5 separate regions of the Homo sapiens genome follow, and all the other regions are linked to region 1. Evidence: chromatin loops called from intact Hi-C (ENCODE). Cell type or tissue: heart left ventricle. All regions are shown on one strand. Each heading gives the region's core, and the rest is flanking DNA. Links, peaks and the distances in the headings are about the cores only.

What was found. Hi-C counts contacts between places; a loop is a spot of excess contacts. Peaks named below come from ENCODE experiments on the same cell type or tissue, not always from the same donor. Only the 100,000 strongest peaks of a DNase experiment are listed, where the experiment ranks them.
Region 2: it touches region 1 in a loop (9-fold over the local background); 74 of 110 quality-filtered maps call a loop at or near these places.
Region 3: it touches region 1 in a loop (4-fold over the local background); 106 of 110 quality-filtered maps call a loop at or near these places.
Region 4: a loop joins it to region 1, with 2.7 times the contacts of the local background. A loop is called at or near these places in 21 of 110 quality-filtered maps.
Region 5: it touches region 1 in a loop (7-fold over the local background); 106 of 110 quality-filtered maps call a loop at or near these places.

Annotation. Positions count from the first base shown.
Region 1 is chr2:158,742,436-158,748,324 of GRCh38, reverse strand. No RefSeq gene overlaps it. Among named protein-coding and RNA genes, the nearest start is that of PKP4-AS1, 10 kb to the right of the region's middle. RefSeq lists enhancers at 2,516-3,016, 3,017-3,517. In heart left ventricle, for the core only: a CTCF peak has its summit at 2,511 (motif pointing right); a DNase peak (open chromatin) is centred at 2,819; H3K27ac peaks cover 567 bases.
Region 2 is chr2:158,176,905-158,182,793 of GRCh38, reverse strand. It overlaps CCDC148 (coiled-coil domain containing 148), which reads left to right. Exons shown (of 14, transcript NM_138803.4): 12 at 3,798-3,915. CCDC148-AS1 (CCDC148 antisense RNA 1) reads right to left here. Exons shown (of 5, transcript NR_038850.1): 3 at 4,682-4,733. Among named protein-coding and RNA genes, the nearest start is that of CCDC148-AS1, 13 kb to the right of the region's middle. In heart left ventricle, for the core only: a CTCF peak has its summit at 2,961; no DNase peak of the experiment used is centred there.
Region 3 is chr2:158,022,032-158,027,920 of GRCh38, reverse strand. It overlaps a transcript of UPP2 not described here. Among named protein-coding and RNA genes, the nearest start is that of UPP2, 77 kb to the left of the region's middle. In heart left ventricle, for the core only: a CTCF peak has its summit at 3,427 (motif pointing left); a DNase peak (open chromatin) is centred at 2,390.
Region 4 is chr2:158,665,573-158,671,461 of GRCh38, reverse strand. PKP4 (plakophilin 4) reads right to left here. Exons shown (of 22, transcript NM_003628.6): 16 at 4,899-5,049; 17 at 1,547-1,742. PKP4-AS1 (PKP4 antisense RNA 1) reads left to right here. Exons shown (of 4, transcript NR_135242.1): 3 at 5,381-5,614. Among named protein-coding and RNA genes, the nearest start is that of PKP4-AS1, 66 kb to the left of the region's middle. In heart left ventricle, for the core only: no CTCF peak of the experiment used is centred there; a DNase peak (open chromatin) is centred at 2,955; H3K27ac peaks cover 1,960 bases.
Region 5 is chr2:158,031,046-158,036,934 of GRCh38, reverse strand. It overlaps a transcript of UPP2 not described here. Among named protein-coding and RNA genes, the nearest start is that of UPP2, 68 kb to the left of the region's middle. In heart left ventricle, for the core only: a CTCF peak has its summit at 2,492 (motif pointing left); no DNase peak of the experiment used is centred there.

The sequences.
Region 1 (5,889 bases), core at 720-4,719:
CCCGCAAAGGCTTGTGAGAGTCTGATAATGATGTAGATGCAGAGTGCTTAGCACAGTGTTTGGCACCCAGAAAGCAGCTCAAAGTGACAGCTATTACTAGGATTCTGATTTAAAGGGCTTGGGAAGCAAAGTTTCAATAACGTTTATAACATATGATAAAAATTAAATCCCATTCAAACAAACATGTCATCCAAAAAGTATGATGGAGGGGTTCCCAAATCTGGATTGGTGACTCCTTTTAAGTGCAGTTTCCATAGGACTAAATGATTTGAGGTTCCTTGCATTCCCGTATGGGGGGTGTGAACAGTTTGAGAGACTCTCTGTGAACTTCGGGGACATGGGTCTTTCCTGACCCAATTGCTGCCAACCTGGTGAAGATGGAAGGAAAGATGCTGCCCTGACCACACTCAAGCGGGCCAGGCCACCACAGAAGCTCTGCGGCTGGACGTTCTGCTCTCAGACTTGCCCTGTACCCACTCCAGGAGTAAGCCTCTGCTGGTTCCATTTTTTTCTGAGCTTCAGACCATTCTGCTTAGATCATCAGCCTCCTTTACCTCTCTGGAAAGCTCTTTGTATCCACGTTTTGGTGGTCCTGGTTTCTCCTGGGTTCAGGGACCCACCCATTTTAGTCTGCACTTCCCAAAGTGTGTCCTTAGGAACATTAATCTCAAACACGATTCCATTATCAACTATGTGTGGGAAGCACTGTATACTCTAGTCTCACTCTGGGAAGTCAAAATGCACATTAGCATATTAAAGGATCTGAGAAGTCCTGCAAAGAAATACTATTAATCAACCCAATGTTTCCTACTTACGGACTGAGAAAGCTTGGCTTAGAGGTCAGCTTTAGGAGGGTGTGTCCTGAACATCTCAAATTTCCTATAATTCCTAGTCAAATATGCTTTTCTCTCATATGCAGTTTTCTTGTTCCTGGTGGGAGTGGGTGGGGGCAGGGAACTCCTACTGAGTCCCTCTTTTCAGCCAAGGAGATATCTAAGGTTTAAATCCCATTTGCAGATCTGAGATGATCATTATTTTCTTGAAACCAATAAATGATGCATCTTTTCTGGGTGTCTCTTATAAACTCTTCCTACTTTTTTATATTCTCTGCTTATTATAAGAAATGAGATCACGGTTATGAAAGCTGCTTTATCAACCTTTAAATGCTGTATAAATGTTAATTGTCACTGTTACAATGACTCACTCTGGTGCTCCAATCCCTTTCTCCCTGGGATGCAGCATTTACAGAATTGTAGTTTCATAATATAAAAATAATTGAAACCTACACAAATAGTAATAGCCATTTATATTACAAAAGGGTCCGTTCTGTTAGTGTAATAAGAAAATGACTGTAAAGTACATCATCAGTTCTCTGTCAAATGCAGGAAGAAAGAAGTGTAGACATCACTCCCCCTTGAATCCTGAGGTTATATCCAGACACGCAAATCCAGAAACTTCCACGCCGACACGTCCAGACACTCAGAGCTGCCTCCTGCCTGCCCTCAAACCTCCAGGGTCAGATCCTCTAGTTACCCGCAGCTCTGCAGTGGAGCTTTCTTCAGATCACTTCAAAATGGAGATAGTAAACACCAGCTGAGGCTTGATTTGCCCAAGCTCCCAAACAATGGACTCTTCCTTGTTTGTTTTGAGAAGTTTGAACTTGGCTCTGCCTTTCCTGTAGACCGCAGCAGTTTTCACAGACACAGCCATACAAATATTGTATGATTCCACTTATAGGGGGTACCCAGAATAGGCAAAGTCACAGAGACAGAAAGTAGGGTAGAGGTTACCAGAAGCTGAGGGGAAGGAAGAAGGAGGAGTTATTGTTTAATGGGCATGGAGTTTTTGTTTGGAATGATGAAAATGTACTGGAAATGGATGGGGGTGACAGTTGCACAGCACTGAATCATTCAATTAAAAAAAAAGCTAAAGGGTAAATGTTATGTTATATATATATATATTTTGCCACAATAAACCAGAGCAAACAATGACAACAATAACATATTTGATATCAATTCCCCCAAAATGGTGTCATCCCCTGGGGACAGCTCCTAATCTGTGTTGTGTGGCAGCGACATGGTCATGGGAGGGAGGGTGAAGTGGACAGGATCTCCAGTCCTGGGAGAATGAGCCCCATATGGGAAGACCCAGCCAGGAGTGCCCGTCAGGCAGCTGCAAGCATCTCCTAGCACTGAGAGCTCGCGTGGGTTTGGACATCAGCAGGAAGGCTCAGCTCATCTTTCCTAGGTACCTTTCTTACTTCTGAAGACAAACCGAAAAGTTTTTTTCTTTTGACAGAGGCTAGAAAGTGTTAGAAAGCTGTCCTGGTTGAGCAGGTCTGCTTCAGTCTAAGGACTCCGTGAGAGGTGCGTGGGATCACAGAAAGCCAACTTTGAGAAAGTAGAAGCACAGTGGAGTCTACTCAGGAAACACAGCATTTCTGGGGTCTTTCTGTTGGTGAGGGAAGGAGACAGGTTGCTTACTGGAAAGAGTTTAAGACAGCGGCCTCTAGGTGGTGCACAGACCGTGATAAATACCTGAGAAGAGGATGAGATTTTTGTCAGTGAATCAAGCTTCATGGCTCAGTTCAGAAGCAGGGGATTTTTGTAAGGATGCTACTCCCTGCCCCAGCTGAAGGCAAGCCCTAAATATGAACCTCCTGGAGTCGATTTAAAGATGGCAGAGCTTTGATCATCTTGATGACAATGGGGGGAAGGCATCACAGCTCCCTGAGGATGCCGCGGAGCCATCAGCTGTGGCCTTTCCCGCCAGGAGGGAGGTGAAGTGCGCCAATGGAAACATTCAGTGCTCGGAGAAGAAAAGGCCTATTGTTACTCCCGGGAGGGTGTCAGTGGGGGCGCTGGCTGAACGCAGTGGTGGAAGGGGTGATCTCTCAGCCGTCAGGAGAGAATGCATTCAGGCCCTCAGCTCTAGGAGTGTGTTTTTCCCCCCTCCTCTTTTCAAGCCTGTATCATCTCAGCAAGTGCCTCAAGTGAGCAGCAGACAGGACAGAGGCCAGCCACTGGGGAGGCAGGGCTGGAGGAGCAGGCAGCTCCTCTCACCCTCCCAGGGCCATTCTCATGCAACACACAACCAACACGCACACATGCAAAGCCCTGTGAGGACAGACTGACATGGCCTGGAGAGTGCGGCAATCCATTGCTGCAGAGAGTGGAGCAGGCGGCGCTCACTCTCAGTGCCCAGGTTAGTTCTGTTTTTCTCCATTACACCACAAGGGCTCAGTCACTTCACCTATGCTGAGCAGGTCTATTCATGATTCTGTGCAAACTGGGAGCACTTAGCTAGTTGGTGACATGCATTTACGGGAGGCCCTCCAAGGGCCCCATGCTTGACTCAAGGCAGTGGTGAGGTGCAGAGGAAGCAGAAACTTCTGTCTCAGGCTTCAGGAGGGTACAGTCTGGAGCTACACTACCCATTATGGTAGCCACTGGCCATATGTGGCTATTTAAATTAAAAGTAGCTAAAACAAAAAATTCAACTCCTAAGTTGAACTAGCCATGTTTCAAGTGCTCAGTAGCCACATTTGGCCAGTGGCTACCATACTGGACAGCACAAAAACCATTTCCATCCTTGCAGAAAGTTCTGCTGGACAGTATTGTGGCATTTTGGGCATCTATGGGAACGATATAAGGCCACTTACAAAGGTGGAAATTAAGAGCAAATCAATGGGGGGAAATTAAGGCTCAGACGAATTGTGTCTTCCAGCCAGTAAGTGGTCTTCTGATTTCTACTCCAGAGTTTAGAAGCATCCTGAGGATGGTCTTGACCCTAATACATGAAATGTTTGCATTTGGGGTGGGGAGTGGGGTTGAGCACTAGTGTGGTGGTGGTGGGTTAGCTATTGGAATAGATTTCAAGGTAACTAGAAGCACGCTCTCTAAGCTGTAGCCCCCCAGATATGTGAGTGATTCATTTCTGGTTTCACTTCATCTGTGGTATTCTTCCCCACCTTCTGCCTTCCTCTCTCTTACTGTATTTACTCTCTCTTACTCCCTCTTATTGTATTTACTATGTGTCAGGGGCTGGGCTAAGTGCTTTCACACATCTCATTTAATTCCCACCACCTTCTGTGAATTGGAATTGCTGCCTATCTAAGCAAGAGATCCATTTCCTCTCCCCAAATATGACTCCTGCTCTCCCCAGCCCTTGGCTGTCCCAGTAAGAGGACTGCACTCCCAGCTCCAAGGGAGGGCTTCACTGATCCAAAAGGAGTCTTTTGTGATCAACAGGCTGAGGAACACAGCTCAAGGCCAATCTCCTTGCCACAACAATTTGTTGAGAAATGAGGTGTGACTTCTTTGGGCCAATAGGAAACAAGAGGAAGTTAGCTAAGTGCTTCTGGGAAAGAAGTTTGCTTTATCTTAAAAGAGAGTTACTAGAGATGTGTCTTTCCACTGACTTCCTAGTGTATGGATATAAGACCTCATCCATTTCTGTGCTGCTCAATACATAGCAGAGAGAAGAGCCAAGAACTCGCAGAGAAAGGGTGCGGGAGGGCCTGGAAGGGGCTATGGCTGGTGCTCTGGGCTCAGTGATGCCAGCCAGTCAACCCCTTTGTTGTTTCAGCATTTAGCCTTAGGCTTTCTGGGATTGCAGCCCACAAAACACCAAATGATCATTCCCTTCTGCAGATAATGAAACTCGGGCTAAGAGAATTTGATAACTTGCCCAGAACTACCTAGCTAGGAAAAGGCAGAGCCGGGTTAGAAATACAGATATCCTTGACCCCAGACACATGCTCTTTTGTTTATCACACTGTTTCTTCTCTGCATGAACCATGCTGGTATTTCAAAGGACCTAGGGGAGAAACCATGAAGACAAAACTGAAGAAATCAGACCTCTGAGGCCCCAAGAATACTCTTTTACCTCGAATATTACCTGAGAATGCTCTGATAGTCTGGTTTTTATAGGTAATTGCAAACCAGACTTTAAAAATTCATTGGCAGCTAGAGTTGATGGTCCTATTTATTTCTTGCTTTTTCCCAGGGCCCTTAGGGAACTCTTTTGGGCTTTTGGCTTTTTTTTTTTTTTTAAGAGTGGATGAGAAACTTCTAGACAGAACTGCTGAAATCCCTGCCTTTCACCAGGTGAATTAAATTAAATACCTTAGCTCTTTTAAGCGTTCAGCCAACTGAGCTCCTGGGCAGCCAGATCTCACCTTTACCCTTTGCTTTTATTTATTGCATATCCAGGGAGTTTGCTGGTAAACCAGCAGGTGACTCGACTCCCTTCAATGTTGGAAAGCTGTGGTTGCTGCCTTAGAGACTTTTCAGTCTTTCAGAATTCAGTCAACAACCCCGGGGAGGGCTGTGATTCTGTCTTTGTCTCTTTGTCACTCTTCTGGCATCTCTCAGCTCCCTCCCCTAATGGTGCCCTTGACCTTATTTAATGAAGGTCATCCTTCTTGCAAATATCACTTTAAACATATCAGGCACTGATCAACTGAGAGATTTCCTAGCAGAAAGGTCACAGCTGAAAAGCATCATCTTTCCCTGCTCCCCTTAGCAATTGCTCTGGAGGAGATGCCTTGGGGGAGGCGGAAGTTGCCCACACAGGAAAGCCCTTGGAGTCTGTTGGATTAGCATCAGCTGCACTCCTGCTGCTGCACAAAACAGGAGCACGGCTGAAACAACACTGCCTTCGAGAACTTTTGTCTTGGCCCTGGTGGAAATGCTAGCAGTGGAACATATCTGTATCTGTACCAGGTTGCAGCAACCTCAGTTCTTGCCTCCTCCTCAGAAGAAAGAATTTGACTGAGGAGCGTAAGACAGAAGGAGAGACCGAGGGAGTTTTAGAGCAGGAGTGAAAGTTTATTAAAAAGCTTTAGTTAGCCCTGTGTGGTGGTGGGCACCTGTAACCCTAGCTACT
Region 2 (5,889 bases), core at 822-4,821, 570 kb after region 1:
CAGAGTAGAAGAAGCACCAAGAGTTTCTCCTTTTTTAAGTGAAGTATTATTGAGTTTAAACCATAGCATCTGTAAAAATGAAGAATTTGAGTGTGTCTCCTAAGTCCTGAAATTTTTTCATGGCCAATCCTTCAGGCAGTCAGAGTAACCTTGATCATCACTTTGGAGCCAATGCAACTGTGGTCGGCTCTGTGCACCCTCCAGCTCCGCCTTGTCTCTCGCCTCTCCATTTGCATCAGTTTTGCTGCAGGACTTGTTTGTCTCCATGCCCTCTCTTACTGCCTTACCTCACCTCATCCACCTCTGTGGGATGTTCTCACCAAGGTCACCAATGACTCCCTGTTGTTTAACCCAATCATTATTTTGCACTAGAATTGATCTTTCTGTAGCATTTGATGTTGTTGACCCCATTTTCCCTAACATCTTAGGACCACTTATCCTCCTCACTTCCCTAAATGGTTTCCTCTCCTTCTTTCCCTTTCCTAAGTGTTGTTTCCTTAGGAATCAATCCCAGGCCTACCTCTCTTCTTACTCTACACTCTTTTTCTAGATGGTGGCATCTGCCTTGTGGCTTCAATTCCGTTCTACTGGTAAAGACTCCCCATGTATTTCTCCAGCCCAGATCTTGTGAAGACAGGTCTGTGTTCAAACTGAACTTAATTCTTTCACCTCCCTGTTTCTCATGTGAGTTCCCAGTCTTAGGGAGGAACACCCCTGTTCACTGTGTAAGAGAAAATTTCCTCTATCTCTTTCCCTCTCCCATAAAATAAATGAAAACTTTCTGTTGATTTTTATTTTCTACATGTCCTTTAAATCCCTATCTTTTCCCAACCTCCTATGAGTACTCTTCCCCCATCCTAGATCAGGAGGCCTTCCATTCCCATCTGGATTGCTCATCTCTAGTCTTGCCTCCCAACAACCCATCCTGCATATCACAGCAGATACTTCTCCCTGATCAAAACCTCTCATGCTTTCAAAACCCCCACAGTCCAGCCCCTCTTGCTTCTCTAGCTTCAGTTCTTGGCCCTCTGCACCTTATTTTGCTCATTTTTGGTTATTCTGAATGTCTTTTAAGACATACCTGCTCACTCTCACCTCTGGGCCTTCAAATGCTACTTTTTTGTCTGAATCATTCTTTCTATTCTCTCCCCTCCTGGTGCATTCCTGCTCCTTCTTTGGATCTTAAATTCAGAGTACTTCCTCCTATTATAGATACTGCCCTAAAAGCCCCAAGTCTGGGAAAGCTGTCTTTCCCATGGTCTCTGCCCCATTGTCCCATCAGAGCACAAGCTGCCCTGTATCATAATTGCCTGGGTCTTTGTATCTACATTGGATTGTCAGTTCTTCGAGGACAGGAGCATGTCTCCCATGTTGACGTTGTATCACCAGTGCCTAACACAGCCCTTGATGCATGGCAGGTGCTCAACAAATACCTGTTAAATAAATGAATAAGCCTCAAAGTAAATGATGAGTCAGCCTTCTCTACCACACAAGTACAAATGCCTTTCTCTCATTTGCAATTTCTTCCTCACTAGTCAAGCTCCCCTGACTGTAACAACTATTACTTTTCCACAAAACAGACAAAAACTTTGTTGCAGACAAAGCAACCTATATATCCCAAAGGAAGAGAAACTTTCCAAAGGTTCTGAGAATTAGCATATGGTAATTGTCAAATCCCAGGGTATTTTTTAATTGAACCTTCACAGTAGTTCACTTAGCTTGTACTCAGTGCTTAAATTGAGTAGAACCTCATTAGGGAGGTTGTGTCATGTCATGCCTTAGTGAAAGTGGAGAGAATGAGAAATAGAGCTTTCCATGACATGGAGGCGTGAGAGAAAGGGAGCATTCTGGTTTGTGGGCTCTTTAATCTATGTGTCTTGACTATATTGACTCCTGATTTTGGCAAGAACACTCATGGCCATCAAAGGAGGTTAGGATTTTCCTTCTAAATCTCATTCTGGGTTTTGTATTCCACAAGGATCCACTGTGTGCTTCCCTCCTTTCCTCTCCTGTGTCTCTCCTTTCATGACAGACTCATGAGCAACCTGTTTCTGGGGTATTCCTCCCCAGGAGCATGTCTTCCTAAGGGAACCCTGTGGCTGCAGCCTCAGCCACCAGTACTTGCCTGGGCTTCTCTGTCACTCATCATTCACTTGTTCTGTTCTTGCCACCCTGAGCTCTTCCCCTCTCGTGGCCTCCATGACTAGGTCAAGGCAAGTGAGGGCCACTCTCAGATGCCAGCCCTGCACTTGCTGTCTCTGCCTGGAATCCTAATCCTCAAGACCCTGCTCAGATACTGCCTCCTCCGTGAAGCTCTTGCTAAGTTTAGCCAGCCCCTCCCACAGTGCAGTGATTGGTCATCTCACCTTTCTCCAAATTCTCAGTGGCTCTTATTTGTACGTCTCTTAAGATCACATGTCTATGCTTCTATTTCTTTATATCCATAAAATGGAATTAAAAAATGGCAACCCAGCATGTGATTGTTGTGAGGTCTAAATGACCTAAAACATATAAAGCACTTAGCACAAGACCTGATGCAGGGTGAACACGCAGTAAATACCAGAATCCAGAATGTAAAAGGTCTAGTGAAGGTGTCTCCACCTTGGAAAATGCAGGTGTGCACACTAAGGGTAAAGGACATTTGTGACTGATGCCACAGAGAAAGCTAAATCTTTCAATGATGAAAGGCAGAGGTGGAGAGCTAATACTCCCCTGAGAACCCAGGTGCCTACTCTTTTGAAAGGATGAATTCCATCTCTATAATTCAGTAGAAGTATAGCTTGGGCAAGGAGATGGCAAGGGAGGCTGCCCAAAAAAGGCAGCAGAGGAGGGCCAAGGAGCTCAGGGCTTTAAGCTGGTATTTAAGTGGGCCATATTTTAATAGCCGATGATTTTAAGGGGGTTGGAAATAGAATGCTAAGGGAAAGTCATGTTTTTGCTGCCATCTACAGATGTCAAAGTGCAATTTTAAAAGTTGCTTAACACACATACGCACCTACTCAGAAAGTGAGAATGTAGATGACAATATATGTAAAGTTTAAGTTCTAGTAAGTAAAATAATTTAGACATATTATTATAGTAGCTTATTTTACTTTTCCTTCTAAAAATTTGTATATTTAATCAGTAATGTAAACTTTCTAACAACCCAAGGTGTGCTAAAGCTTCTCATTGGGAGACCACTATAATAGCTCACTTGAAAGTGAGCCAGTCACCTCTCAGGGCAGGTTAGCCAGAGCCATGGCAGCCAGTGGGTACTCTGAGAGTTAATAAAGTGATTTCAATGAGGAATGAGATGAACTGAATTTTACTCCCACGCTTTCCTGTATTTCTCTGGTTGTTATTAGAATTACTATGAATTCCTGTAATCTCAGCACTTTGGGTGGCCAAGGCAGGCGGATCACGAGGTCAGGAGATTGAGACCATCCTGGCCAACATGGTGAAACTCCGTCTCTACTAAAAATACAAAAATTAGCTGGGCATGGTGGCGGGTACCTGTAATCCCAGCTACTCGGGAGGCTGAGACAGGAGAATTGCTTGGACCCAGGAGGCAGAGGTTGCAGTGAGCCAAGATCGTGCCTCTGCACTCAAGCCAAGACTGTGTCTCAAAAAAAAAAAAAAAAAAAAAAATTGCATTTTATATGAGTGTCTTTTATTGATTTGGACTTGAGAAATCAGTAAAAAAAAAAATGTGACAGTGCTGTTACCTCTGAGATGTGTTCTGCCCCTATGCTGTTTTCTGTACAATCTCCAATATTATTATGATGCTTCCACAACTTCCTTCTGTGTTATTTTTAAAGGGTTAAATATAGACAAGAATTATTGGAAAGGCGTTTGATGGAGAAAAAGGAAGTGGCCCTTCAAGAAGCTCATGAAGACAAAGAGAGAGCACGGCGGCTAGAAGCCCTTAGGAAACAGGTGTTTTTCATTTGGAAATTTTCATGGGTGGTTTTTTTAAAAAAAATGTTTCTAAGTGCTCTTAATAGCATTCTTACTGGGGCTTAGTTCATGACATCTGCTATATAAAATTTAACTTTTCCAAATGGGGATACTGCTGTTCATTCCTGGGAGCAATTAGATTATATTGAACCATTTCCAGTTTCTCAGTGTATTGAAAGAACTTTATCATCACCTTTTAAAAAGCTCTCCCAAGATTTAACTATATCTATATCACCTAGAGTTTATTAGCTGGATAGTATCCATTTACAACAGTGAGGCTCTACATCTAGTCTACGAATTTTACTGTCCTCAAAAAACCTGGTGGAGTTCGAGCAAGATAATCTTCTTTGGCATAGGAGCCTCCCTTTGGAAACATCCCACAGTCAACAAATGTGTTAAAAACAGTTTTTTAGAAAATACCTATTTTGTGGAGAAATAAAAGCCTCCTATCACTTTGCCTAGTGAAAGTAAGCAAAAGTAGATGAAAATGGATGGTAGATGGCAAGGGTGAGAATTTAAGAACTTAGGAAATGTGATAGTTTTACTTGGTAGTTTTTCAGAGTTTTGAACTTGAAGGGGTTGTTTCAACTCAAAATCTCTAAAATCTTCATTGACACCGTTTCCCAGCTAATAGGAAAGGACTACTTGGTTTCCCTCCTGTGTTGCTGGAGGGAACACAGAATCATGGATAAGAACTTGGCCTCTGGTGTCCTTCCAACCTGGTACAAGCTGGTTGTGTACTCACCGGCACTGGAAACAGGTCATTTACTTAACCTCCGTAAGCTTTATTTCTTCATCTGAAAAATGGGAATAATAGGATCTGTCTGATAGGTTTGCAATAATGTGAGTTCAAATTTATTATTTACTAAGTGTAAAGCCCTCTTCTAAATGCTGTTAGGTATTACTTCAATTTCTACAACAACTTTATGACGTGGGCAATATTAATATCCCCATTTTATAGGAGAGGAAACAGAGGAGACACCGAGGTTAGGTGCTTTCTTCAAAGTCACACAGCTAGTAAATGTTATACTGATTCAAACCAAGGAAGTCTAGCTAAATGAGATGGTATAGATGTGGCATAAATGCATACGACTATTATATCATCATCTTCTTTGATAAAAAAAGATTATAAAGATAAATTTAAAGCATAGGAATGTAAGTCCTGGTAATCCTGGATCCTACAAAATTTTAGTTATTCAACTTATATATCATGGCCTTCTGGGTACAAGACTTAATGTCACTATTACTGAACACATTCTTGTTCAAAACATAACTTTGATAACTACAGTCTATATGATTAGAATTCTTTCCATCTGTGAATGCTTTGAAAGAGGAAATAGCTGTTATCTCTTATCTATAATCAGTATTTAGAACTGTGATGTAAGCTATTTTAGCTAGCAAACCTAAAATAATTAAAGCATGTTCAACCCTCAGTTATTTTATTACAGTCTTTAAATGGCATTAAGAATGCCATTTTCTTCATGCTAATTCTTGACTTTCAGAATTAATAGGCAGGTGTTACTAATGGTGCATATCATTTACAAAATTAGTGACTTCTTTTCATTAAGATGCAGGTTTGAATTATAAAAGACAAGGGCATTTGGGTTAAAATGACTTTGCAATTTTTCAGTAGAAGGAGGACAATGGTTTATAGCAGTCCCTGGAAATCTAGTTGCCTGGTACAAAGGAAATTCACCCACCTTGTTCACTAATGCCAACACACTTGACCCAAGAATTATATGCTCTAGATCCAGTTCAATCAGGTTAAACTTCCTAGGAAACTTCATGGGGTTGTTACCATAACCATAAATTGCTAATGGTCAAAAAGTGAATTTTTTTTTACTTTCTGTGACTTTCAAGTTGGTTGAATATGTAAGGTTTTCTATATGAGATTTCCTGTGACTTCATATCAGAAAGATAAATTGTTTTCTGAAATTAATTATAATTATTCAA
Region 3 (5,889 bases), core at 1,094-5,093, 720 kb after region 1:
TGAAAGAAGCCAATGTAGAGCTCAGGCCATGACTTTAGAGGATACAAGCCCCAAACCTTGGGAGCTTCCACATGGTGTTGAGCCTGCAAGTGCACAGAAGTCAAGAATTGGGGTTTGGAAACCTCCGCCTAGATTTCAGATGTATAGAAATGCCTGGATACCCAGGCAGAAGTTTGCTGCAGGGGTGGGGCACTCATGGAGAATTACTGCTAGGTCAGTGCAGAAGGGAAATGTGGGGTCAGATCCCCCACACAGAGCCCCTACTGGGGTACCGTCTAGTGGAGCTATGAAAAGAGGGCCACCATCCTCCAGACTCCAGAATGGTAGATCCACCAACAGCTTGCACCATTTGCCTGGAAAAGCCACAGACACTCAATGCCAGCCCATGAAAGCAGTCAGGAGGGAGGCTGTACCCTACAAAGCCATAGGGGTGGAGCTGCCCAGGATCATAGAAACTTACCTCTTGCATCAGTGTGACCTGGATGTGAGACCTGGAGTCAAAAGAGATCATTTTGGCGCTTTAAAATTTGACTGCCCCGCTGGATTTCGGACTTGCATGGGTCCTGTAACCCCTTTGTTTTGTCCAATTGCTTCCATTTGGAATGGCTGTATTTACCCAATACCTGTACCCCCATTGTATCTAGGAAGTAACCAGCTTGCTTTTGATTTTACAGGCTCATAAGTGGAAGGGACTTGCCTTGTCTCAGATGAGACTTTGGACTGTGGACTTTTCAGTTAATGCTGAAATGAGTTAAGACTTTAGGGGACTGTTGGGAAGGCAATGATTGGTTTTGAAATGTGAGGACATGAGATTTGGAGGAGCCGGGGTGGAATGATAAAGGTTTGGCTGTGTCCCCACCCAAATCTCATCTTGAATTGTACTCCCATGATTCACAAGTGTTGTGAGAGGGACCCGGTGCGAGATAATTTGAATCATGGGGGCAGTTTCCCCCATACTGTTCTCGTAGTAGCGAATAAGTCTCAAGAGATCTGATAGTTTTATCAGGGGTTTCCGCTTTTGCATCTTCCTCACTTCTTCTTGCTGTCACTATGTAAGAAGTGCCTTTCCCCTCCCACCATGATTCTGAGGTCTCTCCGGCCATGTGGAAATGTAAGTCCAATTAAACCTCTTTTTCTTCCCAGTTTTGGGTATGTCTTTATCAGCGGCATGAAAATGGACTAATACAGACTGCTTGCCTGTTATATTTTATATTAAACATGACCTGGTCATCTCATGGCAGTCAGCAGGTTTGAACTCTTTCTGTGTGGCCAACTTTGGGAAGCCACTCTCCTGGAGCCACAGGTAATGTCATGGAAAAAGAGTCTTGCCAAGGCGGTGACTTATGAAGTATCCCCTCTCCTCAACCATATATGCATCTCCTCCATCTACCAAGCAGCACAGAGAGGGTTCCCATGAGATATAGTCCTAGAGAGACGCTCGTTCTTACATTGGGAACATGAGTCCTGCTCTCTGTATATGCTGTCATCCAATTTTGCCTGCAGTGAGCTGGCCTGATCAGAGAACAACCAAAGGACAGCTGTCCCTCAGAACAATCAGGACCTTGAGACCTTTACTTGGGCCCCACACTGTCCTACTTTCTGCTTGAGAGCTGAAGGCATATTTCTAGAAAGAAGGCAGCCTAAGCACCAAGGGTAATGCTCTGGGAATTTTCAGCCCCCGATGCTGCTCTGCGAGGATAAGAGAAGAGGCAGAAAGAGAAACCTCTTAGAATCCTCTCCCACACTCTCCAAATATCTAAGAAACCAGGCCGCCTCAGGTCTCTTGTCGACAAGAGCTTTCCCTTCCCACCATTTCCTAACCTCACAAAGAGCACGACGGGAGATACAATGAAGAAGGCTGGAGAGGAAGGCCTCAGCTATGGAGGCTGCTGTACTTCATCACCACCTCTTATGTCCTGGTGGCCTTTTGCCTCCCTCGATTATGTCCTCTTTCTTTCCGGGGCTGCTTCTTCCAGACGAAGCTGAAATGAGAGGGTAGGATGTGAGGCCAACTTTCCCATGTGCCCTTGGAACACGAGGATGTGATGTTTATCCCTCCAGACCCCCTTCTACTGACCTCTCTACGCACATTGTTCTGGAATTCAGATGCGTCAGAGGATGTCTTCCGTGTGAGGCTCTGGCCAGGAGTTGCTCTCTGAACTAATTTTACACAGATGTGTACACATATGGCCCAAAGCCCACTAAGTGACCAGCAGCCTTGTCCCCAGCATTCTCTGCTGGTCTGATGCCATTGCTATATTTTCCAACCTATCCCTGTGGAATGGTGACCGTGGCCTCACCATAAACCCCAACTACTGGCTGCTCTGTCCTTGAGGTCACAGGCTGGCAGTGACCTTGCCAGTGGCTCGGCCTCCCGGAGGCTTGAGGCAGGGCTTCTTGGCTTGCAGTTGCACTGTGGTGAGTCCTCAAGGCCTCCTGTACCCTGCTCTTAGCCTGTTTGGCTTCCCTCCCCTGTAGCTGCTCCTCCCTGCAGGCCTGCTGGCCTCCACACTCCAGGACAGTTAGGATAACATCTAAAGCACGTGGAGTTGCTGGGAAGAAAGGCTCAGGTCTGCATCAGCCAAGCCACAGCTCTGCTGTCATTTTTGGTCCACAATGGCCCTGGGGTTATTGCATTTATCCAGAGCATTTCCACACCCACACCCTTCCCTCCACCCTGACCTTTTTATATTTTCTGATCTTTTTTTTTTTTTTTTTTGAGAGGGAGTCTTGCTCTGTCACCCAGGCTGGAGTGCAAAGGCACGATCTCAGCTCACTGCAGCCTCCACCTCCCGGGTTCAAGCGATTCTCCTGCCTCAGCCTCCCAAGTAGCTGGGATTACAGGCACCCCGCCATCATGCCTGGCTAATTTTTATATTTTTGTAGAGACGGGGTTTCACCATGTTGTCCAGGCTGGTCTTGAACTCCTGACCTCAGGTGATTCACCCGCCTTGGCCTCCCAAAATGCTGGGATTACAGGTGTGAGCCACTGCACCTGGCCCTATTTTCTGATCTTGATTATGCACCAATAAAAAGAAAAATTTACCAGATGATAATTTTTTTTTATTTTTTATGACCAGATTGCACCTGCTACTTTTCCAAAAAGCCAACTTTTCAGAATGCTTTAAAAAACACTCCCTTTAAGTGACACATTTCATTTTGCAAAGACTATGGCTTTTTCTCAAACAGATTTTTATCTTTTTTCTGGGGTCTGATGTGGAAACCTCACTAAATTCCTCCATCTAGATCATGTCAGTATTTGATTAAAATGTGAGTTTGAAGGCTCTCCTGTGAAGCCATTTCTTCTTGCATCCTTTTAAAATTAACACTCACGTTAAAAACTGATGACATTTAACATTGAAAATAAGCTAAACCTGATGGTAACTCTCTGAGCTCTTCAAATTGACGCCGAAGGTGGCCACCTTGTGGCTGTTGTGGAAACTGCCACTTAGACCTGATTTTTCCCAGGCGTTGGGGCCCTACTGCTAATTAAATTAAATGACTCTTAAGATTATCTTTTCCCATGCAGTTTACATCCCAATCCTGCTCCTCTACAGGTCAACTTGTAGTGATATCCTGGCAGTTTGGGGGCAAGAAAGCTATTCTAAATGGCCTCAGTGGGTTAGTTGAAAGAAACCTTTTGGTCCTTAAACTAAGGAGAAGAGATAACCTCCCAGGAAGCCCAGGTCTTTGTCTTCCTCAAACCTTATATGCTCTAAGTCCCATATTTTAAAAAATATGCTCCAGGGGATCCCTATATCCGCATTCCTGGGTAAGATCTTTAAAATGCAGGTTGCTGGGGTCCCTCCTCAAGACCTAAGAATTGGAATGTCTAAGTCCTGGGATTTGCATTTTAAACAAATTTCTCAGGTGAATTTTTAATGCACATTCAAGTTCTAACAATGCTACATTTTAGTCTACTAAGGAAAGAAACTGGAGACCTAACATATGAAATGCTTTTGACGCAGGCAATCTCCCTTGGGCCCTGGGAGGGAGGGGATCCAGAGCTGAAGAGAGCTCAAGAGACCAATGCAGGAGTTCTCAAAAGCCCCTGACAACCCAAATGTTTGCTGCTTGAACATAGGAGGCTCCACCACAGTGACCTGGCAACTTCGGTCGAACCCTCTAAACAAGAAGCCATGGGCCACCAGAAGAGTGGCTGCTTGTGTATGGTGTCTCCCTCTGGCCTGCATAGGAAGCAGCAAAAGGCAGTTAGAAGGAGAGGCACCTCTGCTGGCTACTCCATCACCCCCACCCAACTCCCACCGTGTCCACCCCACCCCAAAGCTCCATGTCCCAACTCGATGTGAAAGGCAAGAGACCAGCTTCCAGGCCAGGCTCTCCTGCTGACCAGCTTTGTGAACTTGGACAGGTCGCTGGCTTCAGGTGTTATTGCTGTAAATGGAAGTAGCCAGATAACCATCACTTAGCTTCTTTCCAATTCTAACATTCTGTGATCTCATTTTGAGCTTTCAGAGGGAGAGGAGGCTCTTTATGAGAAGTGATCATGGGAGTCCAGATTCCAAGCTTAGCATTAAGCCTTTGCTGTTTGTAGCAATTAATTATTATGGAGTGTCACTGAGAATTGAGATCCTCTGCCAATACAAAAACAATAAACTTTTGCAATGTCAATTCTCTACATTGGGGGTAAAGCAGCACTGGACTGAAAGCCTTCCAAATGCCCCCCCCCAACTGACAGCAACCCCATGACCTCATCACACCCTCCCCTCCTCATGCACTATTCTCCAAAGACTTTAACACACCCCATCCTCACACACGCCCTTCCCACACCCACCCCCACCTCCCAATCAGGCCTCCTGTCTCTGAACCCACTTCCTGCTCTAGCATTCATCTTGTTGGGTGCTGAGATACCTGTAAGAATGTCTAGGTGGAGACTTCACCCAGATCATCCTTCTTATCCTTTCAAGATCATTGCCCCCAGGTGCCACTGCTCTGAGACTCCACCATTCCCTATGCATACTCAGCTCAGTTCTTAACCTGTGACATTATAATCATCTGCTTTTATGCCTGTATCCCTAAATGGAAGATCTGTGGCTGCCACATACTGAATATTCAATAAATGTTTCCTTGAATGAATGACAGTAGGAATGAAAGAATGAGTGGATAAATAAGGAATTAAGAAGATGCAAGCTGACTATCGTACAGAACCTCTATACCTATTCTTTGCACAAGTCTGGATGAGGAAAGAAGAACCTGGTCCAGACTGTCTTGACTCTGGAGCATTTTGGGGAGAAGATGGGAATGGAGGGCTGTGCCTGCAGTAGAAGTAGCATGGTAGGTTATCAAAGCACAGGTCAGTGAAATCAACTATTGTGTGGTGTCAATTTAGTGGGTTCAGACCAACATTTTTAAATGAAGTATAACATAATAGAATAAATTAGAAAACATGTCTCTTAGTAAGTTCCAGTACAGCTTTATGGAACTTTTTTTTTTTTTTTTTTTGAGACAAGTCTCACTCTGTTCCCTGGGCTGGAGTGCAGTGGTGTGATCTTGACTCACTGCAACGTCCGCCTCCCGGGTTCAAGCAATTCTCCTGCCTCAGCTTCCTGAGTAGCTGGGATTACAGGCGCCCGCCACTACGCCCAGCTAATTTTTTGTATTTTTAGTAGAGACAGGGTTTCACCATGTTGGCCAGGCTGGTCTCGAACTCCTGACGTCGTGATTCGCCCGCCTCGGCCTCCCAAAGTGCTGGGATTACAGGCATGAGCCACCGCACATGGCCAAGACTTTTATTATATAGACATGTGCAAAATATACTTCTTTACTACACACAGTGGTCAAAAAATGTAGAAGCCACTCATCTAGGAAATACTTCCTAATACTTTACTAAATACTTCATTGACTCAATTTGAAAAAAAAAAAAACTGC
Region 4 (5,889 bases), core at 818-4,817, 77 kb after region 1:
CTCACAAGTGCAGGCTGTCCAGCGACATTTTAAGAGCATAAGTGATTATGGTTCCACTCACTCCCCTTCCCAGCCCTCCCCACCCCCTATAACCATTTATTACTAATTAAATAGAAAAAAATACATTTAAAAAAAAGACTGAAAGGAAATATCATTACTGCTGATAGGTGTGGTTTCTGGGAGATGAGAATATGGTTTTAGATTATTCTTATATTTTAGAAACTCCTTCAAAAGTATAAAGATGAGATGTAATGTGAGTTCCAGCACTGTCATTTGGCCAATTAATAAATATTCACCAAACACCTGTTATGAGCAGGCCAGGCTTATTCTAGATGCCAAGGATATAGCAGTGAACCGAAATAAAAATCTCTGCAATGGAAGAGTCAGGTATAAGAGGAAGACATAACTTCCACAGCAAGGGGAAATCAGCGCTATGGAGAGAGCAAAGCAGGGGGTTTGGGGGAGAGGGCTGCCATGCTACTGTGGCTCAGGGAGGTTGCTGTCCTGCTGTTCTGAGATGGCACCAGGCATCCTACTTACCATTTCTCTGATCTGATACTAAGGCAAACTTATAGTCACTGCTACAGCTCCATGACAAGCAGCCTTCAATTTTTACCACTGATTCTCTAGTCCTTCCTTCCTGCTTAATCAGTGAGGTGTCATGCAGAAGCAAAGGGAAATGCGCCATCCAAGCCTGGGGCACATCCTGAGGCCACACAGCAGCCCTGCTGCAGAGCAGTAATTTTAATACTTTCTGGGTATGTGGCAGAAAACTCAATTCCAGAACTGGGGATTCAAGAAGACGTTCCTGCAGAACAGGCACTCAGGCCTGGAGCAGAGAGACAAGGGCACAAGGGAAATGGTGCCCCCTAGATTTTTCTCATCCTGGCATTTCCAATTCTTCCAGGAGTTGGCATGACCAGTTGTGGCTTTAGGGACTGCTATGGTCTGAAGGTCTGTGTCCCTTCCAAAGTTCATATGTTGAAATTCCAACCCCCAAGGTGATGGTATTAGGAGGTGGAGCCTTTGAGAGGTGATTAGATCATGAGGGTAGAGCCCTCATGAATGGCATTAGCACCCTTATAAAAACAGGCCTGAGACCTCTCCCTCCTTCTACCGTGCAAGGACAGCTGAAAGGCACCATCTATGAACCAGAATCGGGGCCCTCACCAGACACCAAATCTGTTGGTGCCCTGATCTTGGATTTCCCGGCCTCTAGAACTGTGAGAAATAAATTTCTGTTGTTTATAAGCCACCCAGTTCACAACATTTTGTTACAGCAGAACAAACAGACTAAGACAGAGACAAATACCAATGTAGGAGTGAGGGTGTTACAATAAAGTGAAAACCAAAAATAGGCCCCATAACAGAAAACACTTCTCCCAGCATAGCAGGTTGTAAGTGCTGGAGACTGCTTAGCTTATCGGCATGTAAGAAATGCAAAAATAAATCCTTTCCAATAGGAAAGGTATCCTCAACAAAGGCCTCATCACAGGACAATCTCAGGAATAAGAGCACTGCTTGCACCTCCTTGCCGCAGACTTGCCTGTCGCCCCTGCCTTTGGTTATGTTCACCAGCTTCTCTATGCCTCCTGAGTCGGCCAGGGCTTTTGCGTTCTCCATGTTTTTGCTGGTGACCTCGTGCAGAGCACAGCAGATGGCTGCCATGGTCTCATCAGACAAGACACTGGGGCCATTGCCGCCGGGGAGCCGGTTGACCAGGTCTCGCATGGCGTATTTGCCTGCCAACGGCAAAAGAGTAAATTCTACTTCCAGAAGGTACTAGGTTTTTGTTATTGTTGTTCAGATTCTGGTGGCATGCAATCTCTTAAAAATAAAACCCCCAAAGAGACAATAATAGGGGAAAAAATCAAAACCCATGGCAAAGAAGAAAAGGACAAATGTCATTATAAGGGGAAAGCTAACATTTATTGCAACGTCACTTGCAGAAATGATTCATTTATAAAACATTACTGTCAATTGCTGAAAGCAAATGTAAATCAATGCGTAAAATTGGGTAGACAAATCAAGTTACTTTCGTTCGAGTATTTTCAGTAACATTGAGTAATGAAGGAATTATAATAGTAAATTTTATTCTCAATGGAATTCCTATGCATCACAAATACCTCAATTTCCTCTTAGAGCTTTTTAAAACTTACCTTTGAATCTGGACCAAGTCAGGCTGCCAAACAATACTTTTCGTTAGATCTTTCTGGATCTTAATGTATGAACTGGGTACAGTTACACATTTTTGTGTATAGAGCTGAGGTGTACAGCAACTCATCTGACAACGGTGGCAACATGTTAGTTTCTTTAAAAGATGACACAAGTAAAAGTTCTGGTATTAAAATTATAGGTATGTTATCTCCCAGGAATAATGCAATAATAATGAAATTCTTGCTAAGACAAGGCAAGGGGAGTTTCACAGTTATTGAGGTATTTCTTTATAGATACTGAATTTTTCTTATTCCTCTCCAAAAAGAGATTACCTCTAGCTTTTTCAACTTCGATTACCAACTGACAAACTGTAAGTGCACTACAAACAAAAGAAATGAACTAAAGTGCAAGTAAACATCTTCTTAGTTCTCCCCTATGCTAATAATTGAGTGGATGTGCAATCGCTTTTTATAAAGGCCTGTTTATTTACAGTGGTAAGCAGAAGAAGACAGGTCTCAGCTACATGCTGTGTGATGTACAGCACGTCAGAGGGAAGGCTCTGGCTTGCTCACGACAAACACTGCTATGAAGAGTGGAAAAACAGTGCTGACACTGTAAGGCCACAAGATAAATGTGGTTTTCAGAGCAGATGATAAGTTAGCTCTGGTGATTTTGAATACTCATGAATGACCAAAAGGCCCATGACATGTAATTTGTCATTTTGCTAAGGCATAACTTTAAATTGCACTCCTGGGGGTTAGGCCGAGGCAGCTCACTCTGCCTATGAATGAGTGAGCCTGGCGGTCCCCTCAGAACTTGCAGCTCCAGACAGCAGGGTGGGTCCCACTCAGTTGAGTATGTAGTAACTTTTATGAAGTGATAAAACTTTGCTTCTTTGTGAAAAATGGCTCTGAAAAGAAAGTCCTTTGCTAGTGCTGATGATGAATGTGAAAAAAGAGGGAAGAGGTCAGAGAAGGGGAAGGTTCCTAGGAACTGAAGTACTGGGTAAATTAGAGCCAAATACTGAATCCAAGAGTGAGGCAGATCTCACAGGAAGACGGGAATAGGGAAACAAAAAAACAGACTGATGGAACAGTTCAAGAGTGCTCCAGCCAGGTTAAAAAAAAAAAAAAAAAGCTCATCACTGGAGAGGCAGAAGGCCAGTGGAAGTTAAAAAGGGTTATTCACAGAAAACACAGAAATGCACTGAGAGGAAGCCAAGACTTGGAACACACATTCCTCTTGCCAAAGGTCTTAGCACTTCACAGTACCAGCTCAAGGACTCCTGTCTACCTGTGTCTTTGCGTTGTGAAATATGACAGGCCACAGGATATACGTGTCAACCATTTATTTTTTAGCATTAAAAATGCCCAAATTATACATGCTTCTTATAAGAAATCCAAACAATACAGACGTAAGAAAAATAACTTTAAAGAATATCTCTCTTTAGGGACCTGAAGGATTTCTGTAAAGGAAGTGTGGGAACTGAGAGATATGGCACATCTACAAGAATCAGGCATGAGCTGGACCATGAACAGGGTGAGGAGGAACTTCCTTTCCTCTCCGTAGGGGGATGATTTGGCTTAAAGGAATGGTGTGTTAAGAGCAGGTTAATCTGGGCAACAATTCAAAATAGCAATTCTGTCAGGCACTGTGTGAAGGGCTTCCATTGTAAGTCATCACGTTTAATCCTTACAGCAATTCTTTATGGTAAACATCATCGCCCTTGTTTCTCTCTCCTTCTCTCATGGCAGGTGTATTTTAAGTTTACTATAGATTCACATGAATCCACATAAGATCTTGTCCCATTTCCCCTCCTTCTCCCCTGACCTGTCACCAGCTGTGGGACTTGGCATGGAGCTCTCTCATTTCCTCTTTACAGCAAACCCAGTTAGGACAGCAGGCATCAACAGCTCCCCTTCAGAGATGAGGAGTTGCCTTTCATTTCCAATCTAGATAGAATTACGGAGCCTGAACGGGGTTATATAGGATACCCCAGGTTGCATGGCCAGTGAGCAGCACATCCTGGGAACGAAGCTCAGGTTTATGGGGGTCCCTGATGTCTTCTTTAGCCCGCATCCTGCCTAGGATGTGGCAATGCCGCAGAGGCAAGCAAGCTGCCTGGGGTGCGGAGCGTACAGAGGTCCTCACTGTTTGGTTTGTGCATGTGCCAACCCTACCTTGTACAAACCTGAGAGTAAAGGCCTCCTAAAATGTTGTGCCTTTGGCGCCTTGCTTAGCTCACCCTAGTCCTGCCCCTGCCCAGGGTGGAAATGATGTTGGGACAGTGGTTCTTCTCTGGGATAAAGATTTATACCAATGTGAGAGGGGAAAGCTACAAAACATTCATGTGATTTTTTATTTAGAGTATGGTAGTGTTGGTGAATTAGCAGGTAGCAGTCCAAAAATTGGAAAGGGAGATTAAGATTTTTTGTTGCTCAGGATATAGAGAACTCTCTTAGAAATGAGAGACATTAACCCTACTAGTGTTGTAAGGTACAACTAAAATTGCTGGCCTTTCTGAAAATTTACCTTCCCTAATCAATGACTAATTAATGAGCTTGCCTCCTGCTGAAAAAGAATGGTCACAAAACAGGAGTACTCAAATATGCCAAGAAACTGGAGACTAGGGCTCAGCTGTTAATGATTTTACAAGCCATATATTTATTAATCAAAAGAAGAGTTTCATGAATTTTGTAGCTGCTCTCACATTTACAGCTCATCTTGTCACCAGAACATACCTATGAGCTCCTTGTTGCGAACATCTAGTGCCATATTCCTCAAGGCTGTTGCCACGGAAGAAACAACTCTATCGTTATCCATTCTCAGAAGCTCCACAAGGATGGGGAGCCCCTTTTCTTTTCGGACGGCCGCCCGGATATATGCTGCAAACTAGTGAGAAAAATAAGGCAGGAAGTAACATAAAACAGAGTTCCAGTCTCATATGTTACTGTCACCTAAAAAAGATGTTTCCAAAAGATGAACTAATAGATTAAATGGTTTCTTTCCAATTGAAGATCAAATCTGTGGTGTCAGTGAAGAGAAAACCAAAGTTGGGGAGAAAGATAGGCTGGAATGACTGATTTAAAAAGAAATCCCAAAGCCTGAAAATCTCAAACCACCATCTGCCAGATATTTTTGTGCAGAAAAGAGAAGGCAGTGATTACTTTCTATCTCAGATACATAAACATGATTAAGGAAGGATCGTGTGTTTTCTTTGCAGTTGGTCCCCTGCCAAACCCAGAGGCTATAAATAGGATGGCAGAGACAGTAACCCATCAGCACACATGAAAGGAGAACCTGTCTCCATCAAGTCATTTTTTTTCTATATTCCCTGCAACAATATTTCGAGTTCAGAAACCTGTCAAAGAGATTAGTTGGAAAAATCCCTTGCCTCAGAAGAAAGGGAAATCTCCAGAAACATCCAGCATCATAATTCATACAGCCTGGTGAAAAAGTAAGTATATTTGTGTGCAAAATGCATTCTCACTCAAGATTAGTTAGCTGCTGATGCTGTTTTTTAAAAATCCATAGTCAAGAAATTTTTCTGTGACTATGAAGCAACTCTGTACTGTGAGTCAGTTTGTATATCTTATAAAATGGAAATGAGCGCTAAGTCATCAGTGAAACAACCAAAAAGAGTAACGTTAGAAAACGGTTCTTTAATCTTGTTTCCAGCTTTGAGCTTTAATTGACTTTTTCAACCAATGCAAATCATCTTTCAAATTTTAG
Region 5 (5,889 bases), core at 816-4,815, 710 kb after region 1:
TGTGTCACTTTCTTTTAAGGAACATACAGAAGACCTTGGGGTCTCCGTGTCTGTGTGTCTGGTACCCTTCAGTGTGAAGCAAAACACATTTGGAAATGTGAAATTTTGACTGTGCCCCCTTTCAACTGTTCACCATTCTTTGATTTATTTAATGAATATTTATCTTCTGCCCACAGGGACAGATAACTGACATGTTGAGAACTTAAAAGTAACTGGTCTTATCTTCACCTGCCTTTCCATAAACATTTATATTCATAGCATCAGTGTCACAATCTATCATTGATTGATTTTGAAGTTGTGTGTTTCTCAGAGCCTTACTTACACCAGCTTATGAACGAACAGATAAGAGCTAGCAAAATTTCTGCTCAGAGTCTGTACATAAAATGGCACCACTGGCTATAGTTTATACTGGAAAATAGCTTTCATCTTTCATGGCACACAATAGGCCCACACTAATGGCCTGGTGATGAATGCTGATGCTGAGAGCTCTGTATTGAGGTCAATTACAAGACCACACCTGGACTCCACAGGAACTGTGCTGGGAGGCATCAATGTCTCCACCAAGCGCTCGGGGGTACAGTCGTAGTGAAGGAGCTGAGTATTTGCCCACCCTGCTTTTCAGGTTCAAGTGAAAAGACTTTGAAATTATACCTTAAAAAAAAGAAACTTGTGAAACATAAAATATAACTTTAATAACAGAATGTGTGACACTATGAATCTTGGAGAATGGCTTAAGAAACTCAGCAAGCATTTTTTTCTAGCCCTTCTCTAATGATAATGTATCTAATTTTACAGATTAAAGAAGTAAAGTTGAGTATTTTGTTTTTTAAATCATCACTGCTACTTTCCAAGCTTGTGAGCTTGAGTTCTTTTAGGATCTACATTCACGACCCTTCTACTGCCCAAGAGACTTACATGTCAGAGGAGTGACAACATCTCCAGGAGCTTGGTAAATTTTGGCCAACTATTTGACACAATCCTTGTCCCTTGGAAAACACTAATGTATGTTTAACGTGAAAATCAACTTCCTAGAAATCCCCTATTCCAGTAGCTTGTAAGGATGACAGCTGTTTAACAGAGGAAAACTGGTTTCAACCCTTGTGTATTTGAACAACTGCTTACAATGTAAAATAAGAACATCTCTGGACCAGTCAATCCCGTCCCTGCAGAATTATGTGCTGGTTTTTATACAGTGCTAAACAGTTTGGCAGATCTAATGTCATCAATGTATGAATTAGTTTCACATCTCTGGCTGTAAGAAACTGATAACACCCATAAAGCAATTCCCAGGTAGACTCTGATTGGCCAGCTCAGGTTACAAGCCCATGCCGCAGTAGTAGGGTATGGTGCCCAATTAATAACCCATCAAGATTCTGTAAAATGGAGGAGGAGTTCCTTTGATTGTATCCAGCACAATAGGAATGGGATAATATGCTGATCAATGACAGACTATCAGAGCCCACTTCAATATTCTGATCCTTGGCCGGGCGCGGTGGCTCATGCCTGTAATTCCAGCACTTTGGGAGGCCAAGCAGGTGGATTATGAGGTCAGGAGTTCGAGACCAGCCTGACCAACATGGTGAAACCCCGTATCCACTAAAAATACAAAAATTAGCTGGGCGTGGTGGTGCATGCCTGTAATCCCAGCTACTCAGGAGCTGAGGCAGGAGAATCGCTTGAACCCAGGAGGCGGAGGTTGCAGTGAGCTGAAATCGCACCACTGCACTCCAGCCTGGGCGACAGAGCAAGACTCCATCTCAGAAAAAAAAAAAAAAAGATTCTGATCCTCTTAAACTGAGGTACCCCATCTTATATCTCTACGTATCCTCTGTAGTTTCTAGCACTGTACCTGAAAATGCAATCTTTTAATAAATTCTGATAAAAAGAAGAGGATGTAGCAAGGTAAAGAGCTCTTTTCCACACCTCTGCTTCACATCTTCAAGAACCCCATTTGATGCCAGGCCAGAAATGGGGCTCTAATGCAAGCTACAGTGGCTCTGGGGCTTCTGATGTGCACTTTATTTGGAGGAGGGCCAACTTAATTCAGAAAAGAGTTCTCCAGGCTGGACTGACAGTGACCTTTCCACAGTGACCTCAGTTTAAGGCCTCATTCAATTTGAAGGAGAATCTTAAGGCTAGTTCGAACAAGCTGCCCCTGAGATAAAGCCAGAAATGGTTCATGCTCTGCAGCAGAGGCATAGACATAATGAACTGCTGACTGGTGCCAAACAATCTCTTCCTTTTCATTCACTATGCGTAATTAGTCCAGATTTATAGGACAGACTTCCTAGAATCCTCAGGCACACACACACGACAAATCTCTGGAAGGAAATGGACTTCAATTTTCCCTTCCCAAGCTCCCCTCTTGGAAGCTCTGTCACTCAAGGCCCTCTGTCTGTCACATCTCCTCTGAGATCCTTGAAGGCTGAGCTGGTTTGGAAAAGAGCACACTCCATTATCAAGCCAGGCTCCTTACACATCTTAGAACTTACTGACACCTGCTGGACGGTTTCCTTCTCTCTGAAAAGCATCTGAGCAGAAGCCTTTGCCCTATGTGTGAGGTCGAAGGAGCCAGGACCTTGGCTTCTGCACTGGAAGAGGAACAGAGAGCTTTCCCTGCCCTGCGGAGTGCTGTGTCTGCTCAGTGAAAACGTACCTCCTCCCCACAGAGAGCAGACTTGAGAGTCCCCAGGCAGCTTCAAGAACAAGCACCCTGATGGTAAAAATGCATGCAGGAAGGAACACCATGAAGAGCAGTTCAGAGGTGGAAGGTTGGAATTCATGATCATGGTCAAACTCCTAGATTCTTATGGCTTTTCCTCCTGGAGAGACTGAACATACAGCTAGCTTGAAAAGTATCCACTTCCAAGTGTGGAGCCTTACACTGTTCTCTGGGTTGCCAGAGCCAGGAGATGCTGCTTGACCGGGTCTGTGTTGCCCCAGAGCAAATCCTGAAGGAAGTAAAGGTGACCCTTGGTACTGTCCACTCTCAAAACATCTGGTTGTCTTTGGCTGCCTTCTCCAACTCCTAATGTTTTCAGGGCAATGCACTCTTCTCAACAGGTTGGAATAAGCAAATAAACTAATTTCATTGCATCCTTGTGAAACTGCATGTTTTAAGAGAACCTTGGGGTGAGATTTGTGCTAAAGTCCAGTGAATCTCTCCTAATGGTAGCATTTTAAACCTGAGGATAGGCTAATAACAGAAACTACTTGGAAAAGTGGGCTTGTGGAACCCCTTTAATTATAACGTGTTGGACAGCTGCCTGCAGGTAGATCTTGCATAGAACTAGTTAGTTATTGCTGCTATCTTGCCAAGGAATTGCCCTACATGGAGACCAACTGCTGGACCGCCCATTCCCCAGCCTCTTCTCCTTCTTCCCAGGAAAGAGGAGGAGTACTCACTGGCTGGCTGGCTGGCTGGCTCCCCTCAAGCTCCCTGGAAGATCCCTTCTGGAGAAGCTATTCTTCAGCATTCCCTCCTGGAACCACCCATCCCATCTGCAGTCATAAGAGCACCCCTGAGTCTCATCTCAGTTTTCCTCCCTAAGAGCCCAGCTAAATGCAGAAAGCAGGAGAGTAGGTGAGTGTGAGAGCATCTGTAAGCCTTTTTGCCGCCAGGGCTCTAGTGTGGCAGAGAGACCTCCCTGGGAGTGGAGCTATACCCTTCCCTATACAGGAACACAGCCTGCCCAGGCCAACCTCAGAAACTAAACACCTTTATTTCAAGAAAGAAACACCATGCTCAAAGGTCCTCCACCTTTGGGGCCCCCCTCCCATCTTCAGTATGCTTCAGGCCAGAATTTAGGTAGAGCTCTGAAGTTTGAGTTCTAATAGCTGGGTGTTGCCTACATTTGGTGTTCTAAATGACCCCTGGCCTCCTAGGGGTAATTATACAGCGGGATTTGAGGGTTTAAGGATGGGTAGGCCAATACTGGTAAATACCAGAAGGAATGTACAATTTCCCCCTAAAAGCCTGTTAGGGCCAGAGCCTGCAGAGATGAAAGAGGTCAGGAAAATGCCATGATATTACTTGCTTCCTACCTTAACATTTGGCCTCTCTGTGTCCCTGCACAAAGAAACCTGTGCTGCCTGTCAGATATGAAAAGCATTGCTATTTAGCAACTCAAAAACCATTAGAGGATTTACTTCAATAACCTGGAACTCATGGATTTCCAGAATCCAGCCTTTGTAGTGCTCTCTAATTTTATGATCTGTATCCTCACAAATCCTCCTCTGTCCCAGACATACTGTGTTCCAGCACAGTCTTTTGTTCACAATGCTCCCCGTAGCCCCAAATGCAGCCCTGAGTCTTCCTCTCCAGTGATCTCAGTCCCAGCCATGTTTCAGCACCTCCCCCATGTCCCACCTCCTAATGAAGCCCTCCTCTGCCACTGCCCTCACCACCCACAGCTCTTAATATTTCCCCTGTCCTATGTCATACACTTCCTTAGGTTGTTGCTTATATTTTCATGTAGGCAGCCTTTGTTCTGGAAGACCACAGGCCCCTCAGAGGTAAGCTCTTTGTCATATACCTGTTTGACTCCCCAGTTCAAACCCAGAACTTTTCACCACAACTTAGCCCATGGAGGGGGTCCCCTACATGGCATCCCTGAAAGATGTTTCCCCAGTCTCGCCATGAACATTTCTGGTGACAGGATGTGCATGACTTCATCCTGACCCACTCCAATATTGAATAGCTATAAGTTTTATTAAGTTCTTATTTCTACTAAGCCAAAATCAGCAATATCTGCTCCCAATGCTGCATTACAAGCAGCTGCTAGCTCTCAATTTTTGTCAGGATTCTCTTCTCCAGAGCAGAGATTCCCCAATTCTTTTGATCTTCATCTATCATAGTTTACAGACCCTGTACCATTCCGGCAGCTCTCTCCTGGGAAATTTCTGGTTTCCAGAGTCTCTCATGAAAGTTGCCACCCAGAGGGGAACACAATATTCAGCTGTATGAAGATGTGTGCTCTGAATGATGAACATACTCGAGGGAGGTATCTTGGTGATAATGGTGATGATCATGATCACGATCAAATTCTAACCACCTTTTAAAACACGAGGAAATTGCTAAAGAAAGAACGCTAGTATTTTACCCATCCAAGGGATTCCAGTTTTGAAGAAAACCAAAAATGTAGGAAATGCAGTCACCTGGATTGTGGCAGACATTGAATCTACTTTCTCAATGTTATTTCATAGCCTTCTGATGGTAGAGTTGTGGTTTGAGTGAGTTATACAAAGAAGTTCATGTATCTGATTAAACAGCTTTATGTGTTACCAACTGGAAAGATAACTATGGCCTTCCAAACCGACACTGGCTGCCTCTGCAGATCCTTGTTAGAATAGAGCTGGCTCGGAACCTCAGCGGTCCTGGAGATGTTCCAACAGCTCAGGTTTCCCAGATCTCTGCACTCCTCACCCATCCCTAAGCCTCCTCCAGGGCCTCAAAATCTCGGAAGTCCCTTCAAAGAGCCAAATTAAGAGAATGAAATCATCAAATGTATGAAGAAAACCACCAGGAAGAAACAATTTCCTTTTCTCCAAGTCCCTCAACATACCAAGCAATGCCTTACGTAGGTTTAGGGCTTGGGAGGCCAGATTATGCTTTAGTTCTTGAGGGCCTTTTATGTAGCCACAGGACCTTACGTGAGTGAATTCTCCTTCCTGGCCCTCACTTTACTTCCTACTCCAAAATCTATGAACCTAAAGTCTACAACTAATGAAGGAGGAAAGCCTGATAAGAAATCAAATGATTCCCCTAATCACTCCAGCCCACACTGATCTTTTGTTTTCTTTTAATTCTGAGGCATTTATTTTCTGTACCATTTATTTAATTTTAATATTTTGCTGCCTTCTTATTTTTATTCTCATAAATAAAAGGAT